Regions from separate parts of the Mus musculus genome. Here region 2 is linked to region 1. The links are chromatin loops, found by intact Hi-C in ENCODE. Cell type or tissue: heart. All regions are shown on one strand. Links, peaks and the distances in the headings refer to the core of each region. The heading gives the core; the rest is flanking DNA.

Region 1 (10,605 bases), core at 1,779-9,778:
GTGCTCTTCGTAGTCAGTTTTAGAGGCACAGCAGTGATTATCATGTGACTAATACATCATGACAGGACACTACTGTGCTAGGTGCCTTTCCCCTGGTTAGCACCCCCGTCACGCCACCCCACCCCGCACTCGGCTTCCCTCACATTCACAACTCCTTGCAATTTTAAATATCACGCTTGTCTGAACTTGAGGCCTTTACATAGGTGCCTCTCTCTCCCTTGTGCCTTTTAACATCATAGTGCACACAAATAAGAATAATACTGTGACATTACCATCCTTTCTTTTATAGACCACCTTACCACCACACAGGATTTCTCCCACCTCCCATGCTGGGCTACCATCATCCTCCTCTCACCCATGACAGGTCTCCTTTGCAGAGCCCTACCTAAGGGCAAGGACAAAGGAAAAGCAAGGGGAAGGAAGGGAAGGAAAGGGAAGGGAAGGGGAGAAGAGAAAGGGGTGGGAGGGAAGAGGCAGGTTTTAAATTCACAACAGCCATATGCAATACTTATCTGATCAAGACTTCTTTTTTTCTTTTTGAAAACTTTTAAAGATTTATTTATTTATTATATTTATATGAGTATACTGTCGCTGTCTTCAGACACACAGAAGAGGGCATCAGATCCCATCACAGATGGTTGTGAGTCACCATGTGGTTGCTGGGAATTGAACCCAGGACCTCTGGAAGAACAGCCAGGGCTCTTAACTGTTGAGCCATCTCTCCAGCCCCCTGATCAAGACTTCTTAATACTAACCTCTTCCACTTTTTTTTTAAAGATCTATTTATTATGTATACACCATTCTGTCTGCACGTATGCCTACAGGACAGAAGAGGGCACCAGGTTTCATTAAGGAGTTTGTGAGCCACCATGTAGTTGCTGGGAATTGAACCCAGGACCTTTGGAAGAACAGCCAGCACTCTCAACCTCCAAGCCATCCTTCCAGCCCCAACCTCTTCCACTTTTGATAGTCACCATCCACAAATAAATCTATTCATGAGTAAGTGGATGGAATTGAAAGTCTTTATGACTTCTAAAATGAGACCAAATTGAAACTCCTTTTTTAGACTCTAATGGCTCCTCTTTTTGTTTGACTGTCAAAAGAATTCCGAGCAAAAGGCACAACAGGAGCGACAGTTGTAGGGACTCCAGCTTCAGGAACACCAGCACCCTCTTCTGGTCTTCACGTGCATCTGCACTCATGTGCACAGAGCCAACACACAATCAATGCTTAACTTTTTAATAAATAATTGTATATATAAGGAAGTAAATAATTAAAATAAAGATTTAACTTTTTAAATGAAGGGCTTCTTTGTGCATCTGGACAGTTGACAGAGGTGAGACCATCTGGCAGTCTCCTTCAGTGGTGGAGGGAAAAGAAGATGATGCTGAGGAACAAGCTTGTGGTAGAAGGCGTGAAATGATGGCTTCAAACACAGCCAGAGGCGGTGGGAGGGGAGGCAGGGGCAGGGCTAACAGGAATCTGTTGATAGCCTTGATCAGGGTGAAGACAAAGCAGTCAAGACTAGTTCACAGGAGGTTCAGTTGACCAGCCACGTGGAAAGCAATTTCATTGGCTGAAATCTGGAAGGCCGAGAGAGGAGACAGACATTATTATGGATTTTGTTTTGTTGATATTAAGTCTCTAATATAAATGAAACAAACTAAGAGTTAAGCAAGCAGTTGGGTATACAGAGATCAGGGATTATTAAGATCTGTACTCGGGCTGGAGAGATGGCCCAGCAGTTATGAGCACTGAGTTCAAATCCCACCAACCACATGGTGGCTCACAACCATCTGTAATGAAATCTGATGCCCTCTTCTGGTGTGTCTGAAGACAGCTACAGTGTACTTACATATAATAATAAATAAATCTTTGGGCCAGAGCAAGTGGGGCCGGAGCAAGCAGAGGTCCTGAGTTCAGTTCCCAGCAAACACATGAAGGCTCACAACCATCAGTACAGCTACAGTGCACTTATATACATTTTTTTTAAACAAAGATCTGTACTGGGAAGAAATTTTACATGTATGTAAGCACTTGAGATAACATCACATAGTAAGACCCTGTAATAGAGAAGCTGTCTCAAGACAAAGTCACTCCAATATTTAGAACCTGAGAAAAAGAAAAGGAAGAAGAGGAAGAAGGAGAAGAGGAAGAGGAAATAGACACATACACAGGAACTAAGAAAGAGCGGCCATTGAGGTAGAACTAGGAGAGGGAGAGCCATGTCTTAGAAGTCTCAGGGATAAAGAAAGCATGGGGTTGTAATGACTCAGCAGTTAAGAGCACTGGCTGCTCTTGAAGAGGACCCAGGGTTGAATCCTAGCACTCACATGGCAGCTCACAGCCATCTATAACTCCAGTTTCATAAGATCTAGTGCTCTCCTATGGTCCCTTCAAGTACTGCATGCATGTGGTACTCTTACATATATGCAGGCAAAACGCTCCTATACATAAAGTAAAATTCTTGTTTTAAAGAGAGAGAGTCAGGATGGTTAGAGTAAAAACAACAGCAACAAACATTAGTGGTGACTCGGAGAAACCAGAGGGCCCACACATTGCTTGGTGGGCATAAATGGCACAGCCAACTTGGAAAACATTTTGGGATTTTCTCAAATCTAGAGGTACCATCTGACCCAGAGAGTATTAAAAGTAAAAATACCTGTCCACATAAAAATTATTTTTTAAAGGGACTAGAGAGATGGTTCAAGGGTTAAGAGCACTTGCTGCTCCTGCTGAGACTAGACCAGGGTCGCTTGTAACCCTCTGTAACTCCTGGGCATCCGCACCCTCTTTTGGCTTTCTGAGGCTTGAGCAAGCACACACATGGTACAAACACATACATGCAGAAGACCCCCCCACACACACACACACACCATCCACGCTTCTCCAGTCCCTTCTGCTTCTTCACATTGTCCCAAGAGCGGCTCTGGATGGTGGTCGCTGTGGGTGAAGCCCGTGGACTAAGAGAGTTCAGAAGCTCAGATGGTGTTGCTTATTCTCAGGAGGAAATCCATGTGGATTGCAGCTCACTTCCAGCTCCCACATGCACCTGTCTTCATGGCCAACACTACCGAGAGCCGCACCGCAGTTGCCATTTCTTGTGTGTCATTGACACAAGCCTCTACGGGGAAGAGCAACCTGTCCCTGTCCTGGCTGGGAGTCCCTTCTGAGCCTGCTTTGCAGGCTCCCTCCAGGAGAGTCAGTGAGGCCTCAGTGTGCGCGTGAGCATGGATCTGTGGCCCGCTGGTTTTAGCTGTCTGCGTTCTGTCCCCTTGGGCAGATAACAGCCAATGATGTCTTCTGATATAAAATCGCTGTTTGCACAGGGGGAACCGGAGCAAGAGGAACTGGCTTCCAGAGTGGGGTGGGGTCTGCGGGCTGAGAGTGAGATAGGAAAGAGCAAAGAGGGAGGAAAAGAGAAGAGAGAGTTGAGAGAAAGAAGAAAAAGAAGAGAGGAGAGAGAAGAGAGGAAAGAGAGAGAGAGGAAAGAGAGAGGAGAGGAAAGAGAAGAGAGAGAGAGAGAGATCTCCCGGCCCACTCCGTGTCCTTTCACTGCTGTCTTTGTGAGTAAACTGTCTGTTTCTACCACTGTCCCTGCATCCCGGTGGCTTCCTTGCTTCAGGACATGATGACCTGCAAATGCCTGCAGATGTCCTCTGGCTGCAGCGCCCAGCGGTCAGCGCTGGAGATGCGGGGGCGTGTCCCGTGACGTCAGGAACTGGGAGGAACCTGCCCCGGAAGCGGGCGCTGAGGACCTGGGAGCACGGTCATGGAGGCACCCGGGGTGCTGCTGGTGATGGGTGTGAGCGGCTCCGGAAAGTAGGTCGTTGGGGGGACTGGGGGACGGGCGGATGGGAGCTGGGAGGCTGTGTGGGCCCTGAGCCCTGGGAGCCATGCCTTTGCGGCCCCTGCTGAGGACCCCTGCTGTCCTGCCCCGCTGGCAGCTGCTCCCCAGGGTCACCGCGGACCGTGGCTAGCGACCCTTCTCAGCCTTACAAACCTGGGCCTGGTGGCACCTCGCAGAACAGTGTGGGAGGGTGAGAACCCCAAACCAGGAGGCAAACGTCGCCCTGGGTCTTTGTACAAAGCTTTGCCTGGGTGCATGGTCTCCCTAGTAGGTGAGTGTCTGGATTCTTCCAAATAGATTTTGAAAAGTGAGAAACAAGCTTGATCGTGTGCCTGCTCAGGCTGGAATGTTAATATGAAAGTGCTGCTAAAACTCTGCAAAATGTGCATTTTCTTCTCAGCCCAGTGTTGGAAGGTTCAGAAGTAAGCAAGCAAGCGGTAGGCATTTGGTTTGATAGACGCCATCTAACTGCAAGGTTCTTTAAACTGAAAGTGAAACGGAACAGAGTAACTCGGTGGTGGAGTGTTTGATTGTCGTGCCGGGTGTGTGTGTGTGTGTGTGTGTGTGTGTGTGTGTTCATTCCCAGCACCACAGAGTGAACAAACAAACCCCAGAGGCGAAAACCCCGCTGTTGTACGACTCTACCCAGAAACCCTTTCACTTCTGTCCAGAACCACACAAAGCCCATAGTACGAGCTCAGATTGTCTTTGTGGTAGAGACTGGGGGATAAGCCTGAGAGCATCACCGGTGTTTGTTTTCTGATGGAGTGGCTGGACTGGGCTGATTTGGAAACAGTTCAGGGGCTGGGGAGTCGATAGAGGCGCTGAATGAGAACTCAGTTGAGTGACAGGTACTGCAGGGTGAAAAACTAAGGGGAACTCTACAGGAGAGATGGAGGAGGGTGTTGATGGCACGGGATCCATCTCTGCTCCTGTTGGTGTGTCTTGTGTCTATGGGGTTTTGGTCTGAGTACCACAAGGGTGCAGTGCACACGGTGGTCAGAAGAGGGCACCAGAGTACCTGCAATGGGAGTTCCATACAGATGGTTGCAAGCTGCCATCTGGATTCTGGGAACCAAATCCAGAGGCCCCGGAAGAGCAGCCAGTGGTCTAACTGCTGTGCTACCTTACCAGCATTGTGTGTATCTGGTAAGCTAGCAGTGCTTTGAGATTTTACGGGCCTCCGAACTTTACAGTGTGCTGGCATTTAAACTTTTTATTAAACCCCTCTCATTGGATGTATCAACCACACTTCAGGGCAGGTCCCATCCTGGGGAGTAGTTGGCCAACAAAAAAATAAACTCAGTAGTATTTAAAGGAAAAAAAAACTCTCTCTTGAATCTTTGATAAAAGCACAATTTTCTTCATTCATTCAGTGTTCTCTCTTAAAATATAAACATTTATGCAGTAGGGACTAAAACATTCTCTCATTATTTTTGGTTGGTTGGTTGGTTGGTTTGGTTTGGTTTTTCAAGACAGGGTTTCTCTGAGTAACAGAACCCTGGCTGTCCTGGACTCATATTGTAGACAAAGTTGGCCTTGAACTCAGAGATCCACTTGCCTCTGATTTCTAGTGCTGGGATTAAAGGCGTGCACCACCATACCTGGCTAGTTTTGGGTTTTTGAGTTAGCATCTCCGTGTGCTATCCAATAGTCTAGAACCAACTGTCCATTTCCCTGCCTCCACTTCTTATATCTACCACAGAGCTACAAAACATTATTGAGAAAAAAACCTTTACCTGGTGTTTGTGTGTGTGTGTGTGGAATTATTTTTTAAGACAGTGTCTACATAAGACAGCCTGTGTGGGCTAGAGATCTCCTTAGAGAGATCCTCCTGCCTTTGCCTCCAAGTGTTGGGATCTCAGGTATGTGCTACCACCCCTAGCTCAGAGTTTTAGTTAGATATGATACATTGCTTTCTGGCTAATACACCTTCACCAGTATTCCTAAGGACAGTGAAGACCGTCTCTAGACTCCATGGCTAAGGGCATGTCTGCTTTGCGACCATGAAGGAGCCTGAATCTCAGCTGTGCATCTCTCAGGCACTCTTTCAGAACAGCTGGCACTCATATGTGTTAGGCAGAAATAACAATGTCTGTATTCTCTCCACAGATCCACTGTGGGTGCGCTGCTGGCCTCCAAGGTAACTCTCCTTGCCCACTGTGTTCTTGTCCACGGCTTCCTCCCTTTCTTCTGGCCTATGTTTGTGCAGATACCTCAACATGGTCATCCAGGTTTCTTCCTGGTAGTGGTAAATCAGAGCTATCAGTGAGAGAGGGGCAGCCCCAGACCAGTGGTGTCTACACCTGCCTGCCAGGAAGCTCCTGGTGGCTGTCACAGGGGCCATCATGCTGACGCTACGTCTATCTTTCCTTTTGTTCCTAAAGCTGGGATGGAAATTCTATGATGCCGATGATTACCACTCCGAGGAGAATCGGATAAAGATGGCGAAAGGGGTACCACTGAGCGACCAGGTAACATCGGCCACGGGTGTCCAGTATTGCTGTAAGACGCCTCCACATCCGTTAGCCTAGAATCTGAACCTCCTCCGTGAATTCAGCCCCAGGAATGACCCACCTCTGCCCTCCCTGGATGCAGCCTGCCACAGCTTTTTTGCAGGACTTTTAATCTGTAGTCCTCGAGTGGGCAGAGGCTCCTTTGTGCTCGTACAGGGAAGTCAGCGCCTCCCGGGTCCTTTCACTTCCCCTCCACCACCAAGTTCTGGTGAATTCCACTCCAGGACCACAGCAATCACGCAAACTCCAATGTGGCCATGCGTCTTAGTTACTTTTCTGTTGCTATGCTGTAAAGCATGACCACGGCATCTCATAAAAAGCGTTAATTGGGCTTATGATGTCTGAGGGTTGGAATCCATGACGGTGGTACATGTTGCGGCAGCAGAGAGAGCTGAAACTTTACATATCGATCTGAGGCATGAGGCAGAGAGCAAGCTGGGAATGCTCACATCTTCTAAAAGCTCAACTCCTCCGCCCAAGGGCAAACTTCCTCCAAAAAGGTGAGGATTCTTCTTAATCCTTCCTCAAAACTTTCATCAGTCGGGGAAGCGGGTAGTCAAACGCCCGAGTCTTCGCGGGCCATTCTTACTCAAACCACCACACCATGCCACCACGTCTGAGACTCTCCCAGCGTGTTGCCGATCTCTTTTAGAAATGTCAGGTACATCTCCAATCGGAGCCACTCAGCTCCTTAGCCACGCCCACCTCCATCTTCATCAGAACCACTCAGCCTCTTGGTCTCTCCCGTGACCGTGTTCCTCCTCGTGGGATTTTTGTGTCCACTGTCCTACTGCTTGCTCTCTGTGTTTCCTCCTTCATGACTGACTGGCCCATGTTCATCGTAAAGTCTCAGATCCTAGGCCACTCCTTGGGGGAGCCTACTCAGAGGTGGTACTTCCTGTTGAGTTGAAAGTTTTATAATCCACCAAAAATAAGGCTTGCGTGAGAAGTGAATTTGAGCTGTTTAGATGCTGTAGTGGTTTGAATACGCTTGGCCCAGTGAGTGGTACTATTAGGAGGTGTGGCCCTGTTGAACTGGATGTGGCCTTTCAGGCATGGGCTTTAAGACCCTCATCCTAGTGCCCTGGAAGCCAGTCTTTTCCTATTTGCCTTCGGAACTAGATGTAGAACTCTAGGCTCCTCCATGGTGCCTGCCTGGGCACTGCTGTGCTCACTCGCCTTAATGATACTGAACTGAACCTGTAAGCCAGCCCCAATTAAATGTTGTCCTTAGAAGAGTTGCTTTGGTCATGGTGTCTGTTCTCAGCGAGGAAAACCCTAGCCAAGATAGATGCAAAAGAAAGGAGAGGGGTGCGGGGTTGTGGGGTGGCAACACTCCTACAGAATCCCGGGAAAGGAAGTAGAACTTTCTTGGCTGACATGGGGACTTCAAGCTCGAGTCCCCTTCTGCTACACAGCGGCAGGAGCTGCTTTAGGGAATACACCCGAGAGGCTGGAGAGGTGGCTCCGTGCTTAAGAGCTCTGGCTGCATTTGCAGAGGCCTGGGGTCCTGTTCCCAGCACCCACGGGGCACTCACAGCTGCTAGGACTCCAGTTGCAGGGGCTTCCCCAGCCCTTTTCTGGCCCCACTGAGAACCAGAAGCTCTCAGTGTGAGTAGACGCCACGCAGGCAAAACACTCCCGTAAAATAAAACAAAACTTAAAAAGAAAAAAGATATATCCAGGAAGTTAAAAGGTTTAGAATAATAGCATCATCTTTCTAATGTCCTTTCATGCTTGAATGTGTAGGAAACCTTGGCTAACCAGAGTCATTTTGGGAGGCAAACTCAAATGGTGTGTTAAGACATTAGTTCAAGGGCTGGAGAGATGGCTCAGCGGTTAAGAGCACTGATTGCTCTTGCAGAGGTCCTGAGTTCAATTCCCAGCAACCACATGGTGGCTCACAGCCATCTGTAATGAGATCTGATGCCCTCTTCTGGTGTGTCTGAAGACAGTGACAGTGTACTCACATAAACAAATCAGGTTTTTTTTTGGGGGGAGGGGTGGTTTTGAGACAGGGTTTCTCTGTATAGCCCTGGCTGTCCTGGAACTCACTCTGTAAACCAGGCTGGCCTCAAACTCAGAAATCCGCCTGCCTCTGCCTCCCGAGTGCTGGGATTAAAGGCGTGGGCCACCACTGCCTGGCTATAAACAAATCTTTTAAAAGACATTAATCCAAGGCTGGGGTAGAACTCAACTGCAGATCAAGTGCATAGCTGTAGGTTCTGATGAGACGCATTGAAAGAATCTATCAGCCATAGTCAAGTCAGAGGTGTGTGCATGGAAGACAGGGAGGACGTCTGCACCAGTGGGGAATTGGAGGGGGTATGAAGTATTGTAACTTAAGGGAATTTATAGTTTTATGAAATGAGCCATCGAAACCAGAACCAAGGAAATGTTTCTGTGGTGGTAGGCCTGTGGCTTGGCCCCCCAGCCTGTCCATGCCCAGTTCTCATAGCCACTGAGATCTCTTTGAAGCTGACTGTTGGGACTATGGTACGGCCGTTTCCGCACAGGCAGTACTGGGGAAGCTACTTTGAGTCTGTTCTAATTTCAGGACAGGATTCCATGGCTTTGCACCTTGCACGACATTTTACTAAGGTATGACGTCATACCCGCCCGTGGTATAATCCAGTAAATTTAAAAATCACTTCGGAAACCACAACTAGATGCATCCAACGGGGTGGGGACAAACACTTAGTGCTTGCATATACCAGGTACCCAGCCAACCTCCGTCCTCGGGACAGCTCTGGATGGGCCCATTTTACGGGTGAGGAACTGATGTCCGGGAATAGAACACTTGAGCCTAAGACTGCTCAGTTCACAGACAAAAGACCCTCAATTTAAGATTGCTTAGCCCACTGCTTAACTCCATTTTCAAGTAGCACTTGACATTGGCAGAGACTGCCCCATCACCTACGATTGAAACCTTTGTTTTTTTTTTTTTTTTTTTTTGTTTTGTTTTGTTTTGTTTTTTGAGACAGGGTTTCTCTGTGTAGCCCTGGCTGTCCTGGAACTCACTTTGTAGACCAGGCTGGCCTCGAACTCAGAAATCCACCTGCCTCTGCCTCCTTTGCATTGTTTCATTCTTCAGCCCTCATCCTTTTTTTGGGGTGGGGTGGGGTATGTGTTTTCTTATATTTTGAAAACAGAGATGTGGCTTTGGGACAGCCTGTTGTTCTAGCCTGTTCAGCTCTGAAGAAAACGTACAGAGACATCTTGATCCGAGGAGGAAGTGATGCGCCCCTGAAAAGTGATGACTCAGCAAAGGAACCGCTGGCTGGTGGGAAGCTCCTGGTGGTCTACCTCTGCGGCTCGTTTGACATCATTTATGGACGCTTGCTCCAAAGAAAAGGACATTTTATGCCGCCCGAGTTACTGCAGTCCCAGTTTAGTATTCTGGAGCCCCCATCAGCTCCCGAAAACTTCATCCAAGTCAGCGTGGACAAAAGTCTCCCGGAGATCACCGCTGCCGTTATGGAAGCCCTCAAGTGAAGAACTCGTTCATAGCAGAGTACACTCTGCTCCCAAGCTCCTCGCCCGTGGTGTCTTCTGAATTCTTTATTTTTAGAGGCAGTGTTTCTCTGTTGACCAGGGTGGTCTGGAATGCAGAGATCTGCCTGCCTCTGCCACCCCGAGGGCAGGGATTAAAGGCGTACACCACCACCATCGGGCTGTACTGTAAATTCTTAATTGGGGAAAAACCGCAGTGCTTGGAGGCAGAAGCCGTTGTTTGACTGTGTTAGGAGTTTGTGGCATGGTTGGCAGTGTGCAGCTGTGAGAGGACAGGGGGAGGGTGTTAAAAGTTAAAAATGCACTTGAGAGATGGCTCAGTGGTTAAGAACACTGACTGCTCTTCCAGAGGTCCTGAGTTCAAATCCCAGCAGCCACGTGGTGTCTCACAACCATCTGTAAAGGGATCGGATGATCTCTTTTGGTGTGTCTGAGAGCTACAGTTTACTCGTGATGTGATAAATCTTTTTTTTTTTTTTTTAAAGTTAAAGACTGAAGTTTAAATTGACATACAATGAAACCTGATGGCCAGAGGAAATCCTGTAATCAGTGCTAGAAATTACTACCTTGCGAAAGAACAATAGCTTGTGCCTGTATCTGTACAAAAGAATGAAATTTGCTATCTCGGAAACTGGTTTCAGCAATAGAAACCCCAACAGAACCAAGCCGCCCACTGCATGCCACACGCCCAGTACAGTGGCAACTACTTTTAAATATTTCACGTTA
Region 2 (10,605 bases), core at 1,610-9,609, 57 kb after region 1:
TTTGGCAATTCCCCCAGAATTAAACACGCAGTTACTATGTGACCCAGAAATGCTACTTCTAGGTCTACACCCAAGAAAAATGAAACCATATGTCCACAGAAAAGCACATGAATCATGAGTGCTCATGGAGACATTATTCGTAACAAAAATACACTCACATGTCCAGCAGGTAGGGAAGAAATAAAAGGTGGTTCACATCCATATAGTGGCATATCACTAGGCACAACACAGGAAATACTTGGGGCAAGCGAGATGGCTCAGTGGGTAAAGGTGTTTGACGTCACACAGGGCACCGTGAGTTTAATCCTGAGGACTCAAAATTATCTTCTGACAGCTACACACACAAATACATACATATGAGCAATAAATAAATATTTTGTCTTGTTCTAAGGAAAGTCCTTCTAGACTACAATTTGGATGATCTATAAAAACACTGTAAGGTGGACTCAAGACAAAACCATAATCCTACCCTGGGAAGGCAGGGGCAGAGACAGCAAACTGAAGGCCAGCCTGGGCTCTGCAGGGAGAACTGGTTTCAAAAGCCCAGACAGTGAAGAACAGAGTTTCTTTTGGAGGTGATAGTTATACAAGCCTAGGAATGTTTTTCTTAAAATGACATAATTTATGGCTTAAAAAAAGTCAACTGTATGGTCTCTTTAAGTTTTAAAGGAAAATTAAGCAATATCTTTAATTAGAATCACTAAATCAGGGGCTGGAGAGATGGCTCAGAGGGTAAGAGCACTGACTGCTCTTCCAAAGGTCATGAGTTCAAATCCCAGCAACCACATGGTGGCTCACAACCATCCTTAATAAGATCTGATGCCTTCTTCTGGTGTGTCTGAAGACAGCTACAGTGTACTTAGATATAATAATAAAATAAATCTTAAAAAAAAAAAAAGAATCACTAAATCAGTTCCTTGGCAAATTTGTTAGAGGATGCAAAACACTAATCTCGGGGACGTGTTTGATCCTTAGTATAGCCTGTATCACTGCTTCAAGCCAGCCTTCTGGGTAAGATGCTATCCAGAAAAATACAACAGAAGCCACAGAAACTATTCCAACAGTCAAGTAGACATACTGGAAAAGGAACTCCAGACCAGTCTGCTCTACAGAGGGACACCCTTTCCCAAAATTAAATAAATAGAAATTACCAACTTAATTTACAAATTACCAGGGAGGCTGAAGATAATTTCACCTAGTTAATAACACACTCACATAAATAGCATTGATAAATAGCCTACATTACTCAGACACATTGAGATTTTAAATGGAAAATGGAGGATTCAACCTGTAGAGATGGCTCAGTGGGTAAAGCACTTGCCAAACAAATGTAAGGAGGACAGAATTTCAAAGCCCCAGACCATGTATTGCCCAGCCTATAATCAAAGTGCTCACAAGTGGGCTACCAACAAAAAATCCCAGGAGAGGGAGTACAGCTGCCCATGACTACTGAAGCAGCAAGGAGACCTGATCACAGAACAGGGTGGAAGGCAGGGGTTGGCACCTGAGATGTCCCCACTCCTTCCTGAGGCTCTGGGGTCTGCTCACTCACTTGCTCGCTCACTCACTGTCTCTGTCTCTCTCTCTCACACACAGACTCTTAAAAAGAGAGGATTTCTCGCCATGATGAACTCATTCCTTTGTGTGCCAACTTAAGTAACATTTTAAAATGTGATTTACCTAACAGCATAAGCCTTCAATATTATCTTTTTCCTCCTTTCCCCCTCCCAGATTAAGAATTTTCAGAATCAAACATTTGACAACATCAGCCTACCATTAAAGAGGATGTGGGGTGCACTGAGGATTCAACCCAGGGTCTCCTGAACCACATGCTCCATCGCTGACTTCAGCCCCAATCACAATTGCTATTAACCATTTGCAAGGATGTCTTACAGCCTTCAAATATTACTCAGCGACAAACTTTATAGCAAATTCCAAACCTAGTAAGTTCTATAAGGAAAATCTAACTTAAGAATGGCAGACCTTTTCTTGTGCTAAGAATAGAGCTTTACAAATGAGTACCTGAGGTCTGCTTTATCCAACTCTGGCACGTGTTTCTGAGTGCACTCCCCAGACTCAGCCAGCATTTGATGTGCTTTCAGTTGGTGGTGCAGGCTATGCTTTCAACTTTTATCACATTTTCTGCACCCACAGAAAACAACAGATAAAATTTTAAACATTAACCAACATTAGAATAAGTTACCTTAGGAAAGCCTTACTTTTATCCATTAAAGTCATTTTTAGTTACAGCATAGTAAAACATAATAAGCTTCCACAGAATTCATAATTCTAGTGTCACTATTACAAAAACAAAGAACCCACAAACCTATAGATGCCCACCTAAATAATTTTTCTATTTATAAAGCATTATTTCTAATGTCCAAAAATAAAATGTGGAAGCTGCCAGGAAGATGGAAAACTAAACTGGGACTCTCAGGAAGACTCAAGAGCTTCCTAATTTAATATGTCCACACATTCACTAAATAGTTACAATTAAAAAAACCAAAAACGGCCGGGCGTGGTGGCACACGCCTTTAATCTCAGCACTCGGGAGGTAGAGGCAGGCGGATTTCTAAGTTCGAGGCCAACCTGGTCTACAAAGTGAGTTCCAGGACAGCCAGGGCTATACAGAGAAACCCTGTCTCAAAAAAATGAAAACAACAAAAACAAGAAACCCTGCTCATACCAAATATTAACAAGGAGACAGAGGGACAGGAGCACACACCCATATGATGTTGACTGAACTGCAAAATAGTACACTTTTCAGGTTTCTTATAAAACTAAACAGAACTGGCAGGCCATGGTGGTGAATACCTTCAATACCAGCACTTGGGAGGCAGATGAGTTTGAAACCAGCCTGGTCTACACACTGAGAGTTCCAGGACAGCCGGAGTTACAGAGTGGAAACCTGTCTTTTAAACAAAACCAAAAACAAACAAACAAAAAACCCCAAAGATCTAAAGTGTAACCAGAGCTCTTCTAATACAGATAAAAAGCATATGGTCTCTAAAGGATTTATATGAGGCTGCTGTTCTCAAGAACTACAACCAGCTGAAAAAACCCTGGCAGATTATGGCACATTCATGGAAAGGCACTGAGCAGTTAAGTACTGAGCTGAGGACTTGGTTCAGTGGTAGACTGGAGGCTGTGCCTAGTATGCAGATCTCTGTGGTGGGAGGGGTACAGACCTTCTCAAGGATGAATCTCAAAAAAATATGCTGAGTGAGAGAAAGAAGAAAAAAAGCCTTATCCAAAAGACCACATTAGAGAGGACTCTGTTTATGCAAACTCAAACTCTGTTGGGAAAATAAAAATCTTCAGAGGTGACAAAAGCTCGACTGAAGAGAAAACGGAAGACGAAAAGTGTGCCGTCAACTGTAACAGACTTCAGCTGTCACGTGCTTGGCTGACACAGGTGTAGACGGGTCTGCAAAAACCAGCAAAGGCAACCATGTCCCATCATCGCACCTCAAACATAAGTGGAATACCATTTTTCAAAAAAAGTTGTTCTCAAGCCACTAACACCCATGCTGCTTGCCGACCTTATAAGGGTAATACTGATATTTACAACTTTAAAGTGTATTTTTAGAAATAAGAGATGCATGATGCAGAAAAGGCTGGAAAATGTCAATTGTGGGTGACATACAGACCTGCTGGGAATATAAAGAAGGTAAAATTTTTTATAGCAGCGTTAACAAACAATGGTAATGATCCAATCAACAAGAGTTTCTCTCAATGGTGCCACACACCCTCCTGCTTCAGAAAAACCCGACCTCACCTTTGGAACTAGATAAACCTTGAGAGAACTTAAAAGTACATTCCAGTGGTTGATACTTTGCTTCCTCGCATAAGACTGTTTACAATGTTTGATACTGTCAACAATTCAAGTGCCCTAGACTGTGTTGAAACATACATGATTGGTTCTCCCAAGGCTCTTAATTAACTGCAAGGCTTGTTTGCCTGAATAGACTTTAAAGCAATTACTTGATAAGAATTCCCCTTATCACCTACTGTGCTTTCTTGCAGGTTCCTTGCAACCAACTGCTAAGACCCAGCTAGGTGTCTGTCTCGTCTCCCTAAAGATCAAACAATAACCTATCCGATGACTGGCAGCTAAGCGATGACGGAAGTATTGTAACAGAAACAGCAAGTCGCCAATGAATCAAAGTCATTTACTTTTCTCCTTTCAGGCGTGAGCTATCACAATGCGACTGAAAACAAGTTCCACGTCATAATTTTTATATAGGAGGCTCGAAGATGGGAAGGAGTTCAGCATTCAAAACCGAGAACCAACCCTCCACGTGCTTCTCACTCCTAAATCTCCCCAATTAGCAGGCAGGTGAAACAATGACCCCCCACCCAGCCTGGCCAAAGGACGAGCGCCGCCCGCGCCCAGCCGCCCCGCAGCGCCCGGCCCTTTGTGAGAAGTGGGGGCCCGGGGCCCGGAGCTCGGCGGCCGCGGCGCAGCCCAGCCCAGGCCGCGCGGCTCGCCCGGCCCGGCCCCGCACAGCTCACGCAGCGGAACCCAGCGGGGTCCGACCGGAGCTGCCCGGGGCCGCCGCCCGGCCAGGCCGCCCTTCCCGCCCCGTCAGCGACGCGGCGGCTGCCCGGCCGGCGCCCTCACCTGCTGGACCGAGCTGTTCTCGGGCACGGCAAACTCCTCCTTCTCTTTAGGCGTCTTCACCGTGACCTTCATGATCTTGGGCTCTGCGGGGCCGCCGTCGGCCGCACTGTCCTGCGCGCCCGGTGGGCCGCCGCTCTCTGCGCTCTCGGCCATGGCGGTGACTCAGGCGAGCGCGACACTGCGGGCTGCGGCCGGGTCCGCGAGGCGTGACAGGCTGCGGGGCCGCCGAGGGTGCGTGGACGCGGGCTGCGGGTGCAGGCCCCGGGTGGGCGATCGGCTGCCGTGTGGACGCGGGGACTCTCCGCGTCGCCGCCGCTTCCTCCTCCCGCACCTCCCCCACGCTCGTCGCCGGCGCCGCGCAGGGCACTCTGGGTAACGCGCTGGTAGCCGCGCCGACTCCTGGCGGCCGGCCGCGCGAGGCACGCCGGGTAGCGCGTTGGCCAAGGAGCCGACTCATGCATGGCAGCGCTCGATCCTTTTCTAGCCGGCGGACGAAGCGCGGGCTCCTCAAGGTCGATGGAGTGCTGGGCATGGCGGGAGAACTTAACCCACTTCGCGTCTCCCGTTCTTCGTTGAAAGAAATGCAAACGGGGTTTCTGCCAGGCACCGTGATGGTGCGCTAAGATGACGTCACGGCCAGCGAAATTGCTAGAAACGTCTGGCCCATTGCTCACGGTCCCGGTATCCTCCCCACCTGGTCCCCGTGGGCGTCTGCTTATGAAATAGCGGCGAGCTACTTTATTTTAATAAGCGTAGTGTTGGTGCCCGGGTGGAAGGAGTTGCGATTGCCTTGTCTTGTGCTCGGGGCTTGAAAGCTAAACCCATGGAGAAAGGTCTTTAAAGGACCGCGAAACAGACGCCAGTGAGCAACCAATGCATCCACAGGTGCTCACTGTTTCAGTGAGGCCTGAGCTTCCCTCCCTGGAGTCAAACCGGTTTGGTCAGATAGGGCAACCCATATTGTCTGTCTTCCAAGCTGCGTGGGGGCAGAAACAGAATGCCTAGGACTGTCCGCCCAGCGGGTAGGAGTTAGCCTAGATGATGTGTGCCTTTTGTATTCTGTCCAATTAAGTTACTGTACACCTCGGGCTTGAGGTGGCATCAGAGATAATGGCTGAAAAAGTATTTTCGGCATAATGTAGGCACACATAAGTTATTTCACATATGGATCCCACGTCATTTATTCGTAAAGATAACGTGTAATACAGTCCAGCACTTTATATTAACCAGCATTGCACAAATGTGAACTCTTGACAGTGTACCGTGACCCAAATATGCAAAGGCATTCCATAGTTCTGCTCTTGGGCCATCGAACCCTGTTCTATGATTAACTGTGGTTGCATAAACACTTCTTAGCAGAGCTCTTTGAAATCTGGGTCAGAGTTTCAAAGTATAAAATGGCAATACGGCGTCACTTGATATCACTTACATTTCTGCCAGCATTGTTCAATCACAGGAAGAAGTTATAAGCGTTATGTCTAGGTGTGAGAAAATTGTTACTTGGGGTAGAAAGTTCCCCCCATTAGGCAAGCAAGGATTTTGGAATTTTCATATATATATATCTTTCCAACTTTATTAGTTCCCCTGTTGTATGGTTTCCCTCCATGCTGTATTCTCCCTAAGCACTAACCCAGGCTGCCTTCCATGATGAACCACCCCACACACACACCTTCCCCCTCTAACTTTCTGTTTTCACATCACATTCCCCTGAAAGTCTTCACTCCATTGTCCTTTAGAATCCCAATCTGTTCTGCTCTGATAAATAAATTAGTTGTAGATAACATCTACTGGTGTGTTTATAGAATACCCTTGTAATTGTCTATATTTTATTTCTGAAAATCTCTAATGTTTATGGCATGCTGTGAATAAGAATTCTTCCAGCCACTCAAGCAACTGCCATCTTGGTAGTTCAGCTGCACTTTCTTGGAAAAGGCTCCTTCCAGCTGGCCTTACAGACTACCACACCCCTTGCTGGAGGTAGGGAAGGTCACAAGACCCTCACCAGGGTATTCAGCCTTTCTCAACCACCTGTTGTTTACAATGCTTCCTTAATTGCAAGTAGCCGCAAAGAAGGTCTAGAGTAAATAGGTCAAAGTAGACTGGGGTTTGGAGAGAGAGAGAGGAGAGAGAGAAGAGAGATAGATTGATTCCATCTATGTGGCTGAGGCCCTCATCCTTGCTGCATAAAGACTTTCCTGGAGCACCCATGTCCCTTATGCTCTGTAAGGAAGTCCAATAAACTTGGGCTCTTCTAGTGAACTTTGGTGGAATCATGCTTTGGTTTGTTGTTGAGACTTTAGGAGAAGGAGTAGCCATTGCTTATGTTGTCCCCTGGGAAGGAATTTTAGCAACAAGGCATGGTTTATGAAGTTACTTTCCTCATTCATTGATCTAATCAGTTTTCTGGCAAGAAGCAACTTAAGGGAGGAAGGGTCATTTGAGCTCAGGATTTGAGGAAATAAAATAGTGTGGGAAACTTGGCATGGGAGCAGCCTGCTGCTGTGTTCGCAGGACTGTGAACCAAGACTTGGAAAGAGGAAATGCCTACACTCAAGTTCCTCCTCTTTGCTTTTTATTCAACCCAGGACCCAAGACCACTAGGATAGTACTGCCTAGACTCATGCTCGGTATTCCTCCCATCACTTCTCTCTAGAGAAACCTCTCAGGGAGGTATGGCCAACAATGAGCCTTAGGTGTATTTAGTCAGGTTGGCAATCACAATCAACCATCACAGGAAGATAAGATGTCATTAATTAACCTCCATGATATTAACCTCCATGACTGTCAGAATCAAATTATAAAGGACCCTTGGCAATGTGGATGGGGATTTTCTAGATAAAGGATCTCTAACTTTCTCCAAAGATAGGGGTCCAGTGGGCCCTGTCCAAAATATTCAGCAGGAATTGATTTGCTGATCTTTGGTTTAGATGTCTATTTGAATCTTTGGTGGCGGGGATGGGGTGGGGTTATTAAATGGTTGTTCTGGAAGCAATTATAAGGACATATTTCAGTTGTTCTACATTTAGTTGAATCCAAATCCCAAATACTGAATCAAAGATTGATGGATAGCATTTGCCAATTTCCTTGCAAATGTCCATTTTAAACTACCAACCGGAGGTCACCTGGGTCATAAAACACCTGAGATTTGACCATTCAGCTCTCAAAAGCTAGTCTGAGCCAGCTCCAACTAGATAGTGGCTCCCAACTTCAGTCTGTGCACTTGGGAGGTAGAGATAGGCAGATCTGTGATTTCAAGGGCAGTCTGGTGTACAGAACAAGTTTGAGTTCTAAGACAGCTTGGGGGGGGGGGGTTATTCAGAGAAACCTGTGTGCATGGAGTGGAGTGGGAGGGTGCAGGTAGCATTCCTTGACAGAATGAGTTAATCAAGAATTTATTGAGCTCTTCCTGTAAGCGGCCAGAGGTCACCTGCCAAGATGGTTCACTACTCTCTTGACCCAGAAAACCCCACAAAATCATGCAAATCAAGAGGGTCAAACCTTCTTGTTCACTTTAAGAACACCCGGGAAACTGCCCAGGCCATCAAGGGTATGCATATCCGAAAAGCCACCAAGTATCTGAAGGATGTCACTTTAAAGAAGCAATGTGTGCCATTCCGGCGGTATAATGATGGAGTCGGTAGGTGCGCCCAGGCCAAACAGTGGGGCTGGACACAGGGTCAGTGGCCAAAAAAAGAGTGCTGAATTTTTGCTGCACATGCTTAAAAATGCAGAGAGAGTAACGCTGAACTTAAAGGTTTAGACGTAGATTCTCTAGTCATTGAACGCATCCAGGTGAACAAAGCAACCTAAGATGCGCCGACGAACCTACAGAGCTCATGGCCGGATTAACCCATACTTGAGCTCCCCTGCCACACTGAGATGATCCTCACTGAGAAGGAACAGATCGTTCCAAAGCCAGAAGAGGAGGCTGCACAGAAGGAAAAGATATCCCAGAAGAAACTGAAGAAACAAAAACTCATGGCCCAGGAATAAATTCAGCATAAAATAAATGCAGATAAAGTTTTTAAAAAAAGAATTTATTGAGCACCATTTAGCAAGTTTATTCTAAGCCCATGTATAAGAATTAATATCCAGCACTTGGGAGGCAGAGGCAAGCGGATTTTTGAGTTCGAGGCCAACCTGGTCTACAGAGTGAGTTCCAAGACAGGCAGGGCTACACAGAGAAACCCTGTCTTGGAAAAAAAGTAACAAATACAATGTCATACGCATGTCAAATAGATGATAAAAGTCACATGGACATGTTGCTCCTTGTCCTGGATAGTTTTATGTCAATTTGACTGACTAGAGTTACCAGAGAAGAGGGAGGCTCTATTGAGAAAATGCCTCTGTAAGATTGGGCTGTGGGCATTTTCTTAATTAGTAATTGATGAGGGAGAGCCCAGCCCATTGTGGGTGGTGCCATCCCTAGGCTGGTATTCCCAGATTCTATAAGAATGCAGGTTGAGCAAGCCATGAAGAGCAAACCAGGAGGAAACAGCACTCTTCCATAGCCTTTGCATCAGTTCCTGTTTCCAGGGTCCTGCCCTGTTTGAATCCCTGTCCTGGCATCCTTAGATGATGAACAGTGATGTATAAGTATAAGCAAAATAAACCATATGCTTCCCCAAGTTGCTTATGGTCGTGGTGTTTCATCACAGCAATAGAACCCTAACTAGGGCACCCCCCCCCCCACTCTACAATCTGTATAAAATAAAGCCCAAGAGCTTCAGTAGAGGCAGGAGGATTAGAAGTTCCAGGCCATCCTCATCTACAGAGTTTGAGGCCTACCTCAAAACAAACAAAAACAAAACAAAACAAAAAAACCCACATTTTATTGAAAGTTTAGTTCCGAGTCTGTGTAATACTCCAGATAAACCTTAGAGTGTTTTCCTAGTCTGTAGTGTTGCCAAAATTCCATGATAAACTTACATTTAATTTTAGTAGTATTTCACACTCTTGCTTTTTATCTAACTGGGATTTACTTGGGTTTTGGGAACAGGCCTGAAAATATCCCCAGTATATCTTTCTGTGGCATTTTCTCCAAGCACAGTGCTGCTGATTATGGGAACACAACCTCCCATCTCACTGAAGTCGAAAGACTGGTTCTCCTGGAATCGAGGAACACAATGTAACTGCCCTGGGAGGTAGGCTCTGGCTCTGGTCCAATTGGTTTTCAAAATTGCAAGCCTAATAACTTTTTTCCCCCAGATGATAGATTTATTCCAAACAATTGGATTTAAAATGTTTCCTGAGCTTCTCTATGTAAAGACTCTACTGCTGTATATTATGGAAACCATAAACCGATGAACTGTATGGGAATGGTAGATGCTCTGCAGTCATACAATTTCAAACTGTTTTATGAGGCAGATCTAGGATAATAAAGCTGCGGAGGTCTTCAGGACTGATAGCAGGTCTGTAAGGAAAAGGACTGATAGATAGCAGGTCTGTAAGGAAAAGGACTGATAGATAGCAGGTCTGTAAGGAAAGGCTTTCTATCTCTGGCACACTTGGGGGAGAATCCATTCTCTGTCTTTTCTGGTTTCTAGAGGATCCTCACATTCTGTGACTGTGGTTTCATCTTTTAACCTCTAGTTCACTGTCACCTTTGGCTCCCTATTTGCCTTCTTTCTTTTTAAGGAGGTCTGGCCCACCAAGATCAGCAGGTCGCCTTTGCATGCAACAGTGTAGCCAAGGACTTTGTAGACTAGACACCTACAGGTGCTGTGAAACAGTTTCTTCTGAGATTGAAATATTCAATCCTACAGTAAACGCTTTAATTAGGAAGGTAAACAATTCCCAGAACTTCTAGATACCCCTGAAACTTTCCAAATTCCTTAGGTCCCCCTCCCTGCCAGAATAATCAATAGGAACAAAGTTGCAAAGAAGATTCTCAGACAAGTCAAGTTTCAAAGAAGACTGATAACCGGACAGCTGCCGGAAAGACCTTTAGACCAACTGAAGTTCCGGGGAAGGATACTTTT

What was found. A loop is a pair of places that touch in the nucleus more often than their neighbours do. Peaks named below come from ENCODE experiments on the same cell type or tissue, not always from the same donor. Only the 100,000 strongest peaks of a DNase experiment are listed, where the experiment ranks them.
Region 2: it touches region 1 in a loop (4-fold over the local background); 4 of 42 quality-filtered maps call a loop at or near these places.

What each region holds. Positions count from the first base shown.
Region 1 is chr13:58,153,915-58,164,519 of GRCm38, forward strand. It overlaps Idnk (idnK gluconokinase homolog (E. coli)), which reads left to right and starts at 3,735. Exons shown (of 5, transcript NM_198004.3): 1 at 3,735-3,822; 2 at 5,963-5,993; 3 at 6,238-6,324; 4 at 8,924-8,967; 5 at 9,519-10,605. The coding sequence starts at 3,773. The coding sequence ends at 9,861. In heart, for the core only: CTCF peaks have their summits at 2,366, 3,672 and 4,851 (motif pointing right); DNase peaks (open chromatin) are centred at 3,727 and 4,847; H3K4me3 peaks cover 2,073 bases; H3K27ac peaks cover 1,605 bases.
Region 2 is chr13:58,210,660-58,221,264 of GRCm38, forward strand. It overlaps Ubqln1 (ubiquilin 1), which reads right to left and starts at 4,994. Exons shown (of 11, transcript NM_026842.4): 1 at 4,625-4,994. The coding sequence starts at 4,777. It also overlaps the pseudogene Gm48432. In heart, for the core only: a CTCF peak has its summit at 5,031; a DNase peak (open chromatin) is centred at 5,002; H3K4me3 peaks cover 2,887 bases; H3K27ac peaks cover 1,991 bases; H3K27me3 peaks cover 318 bases.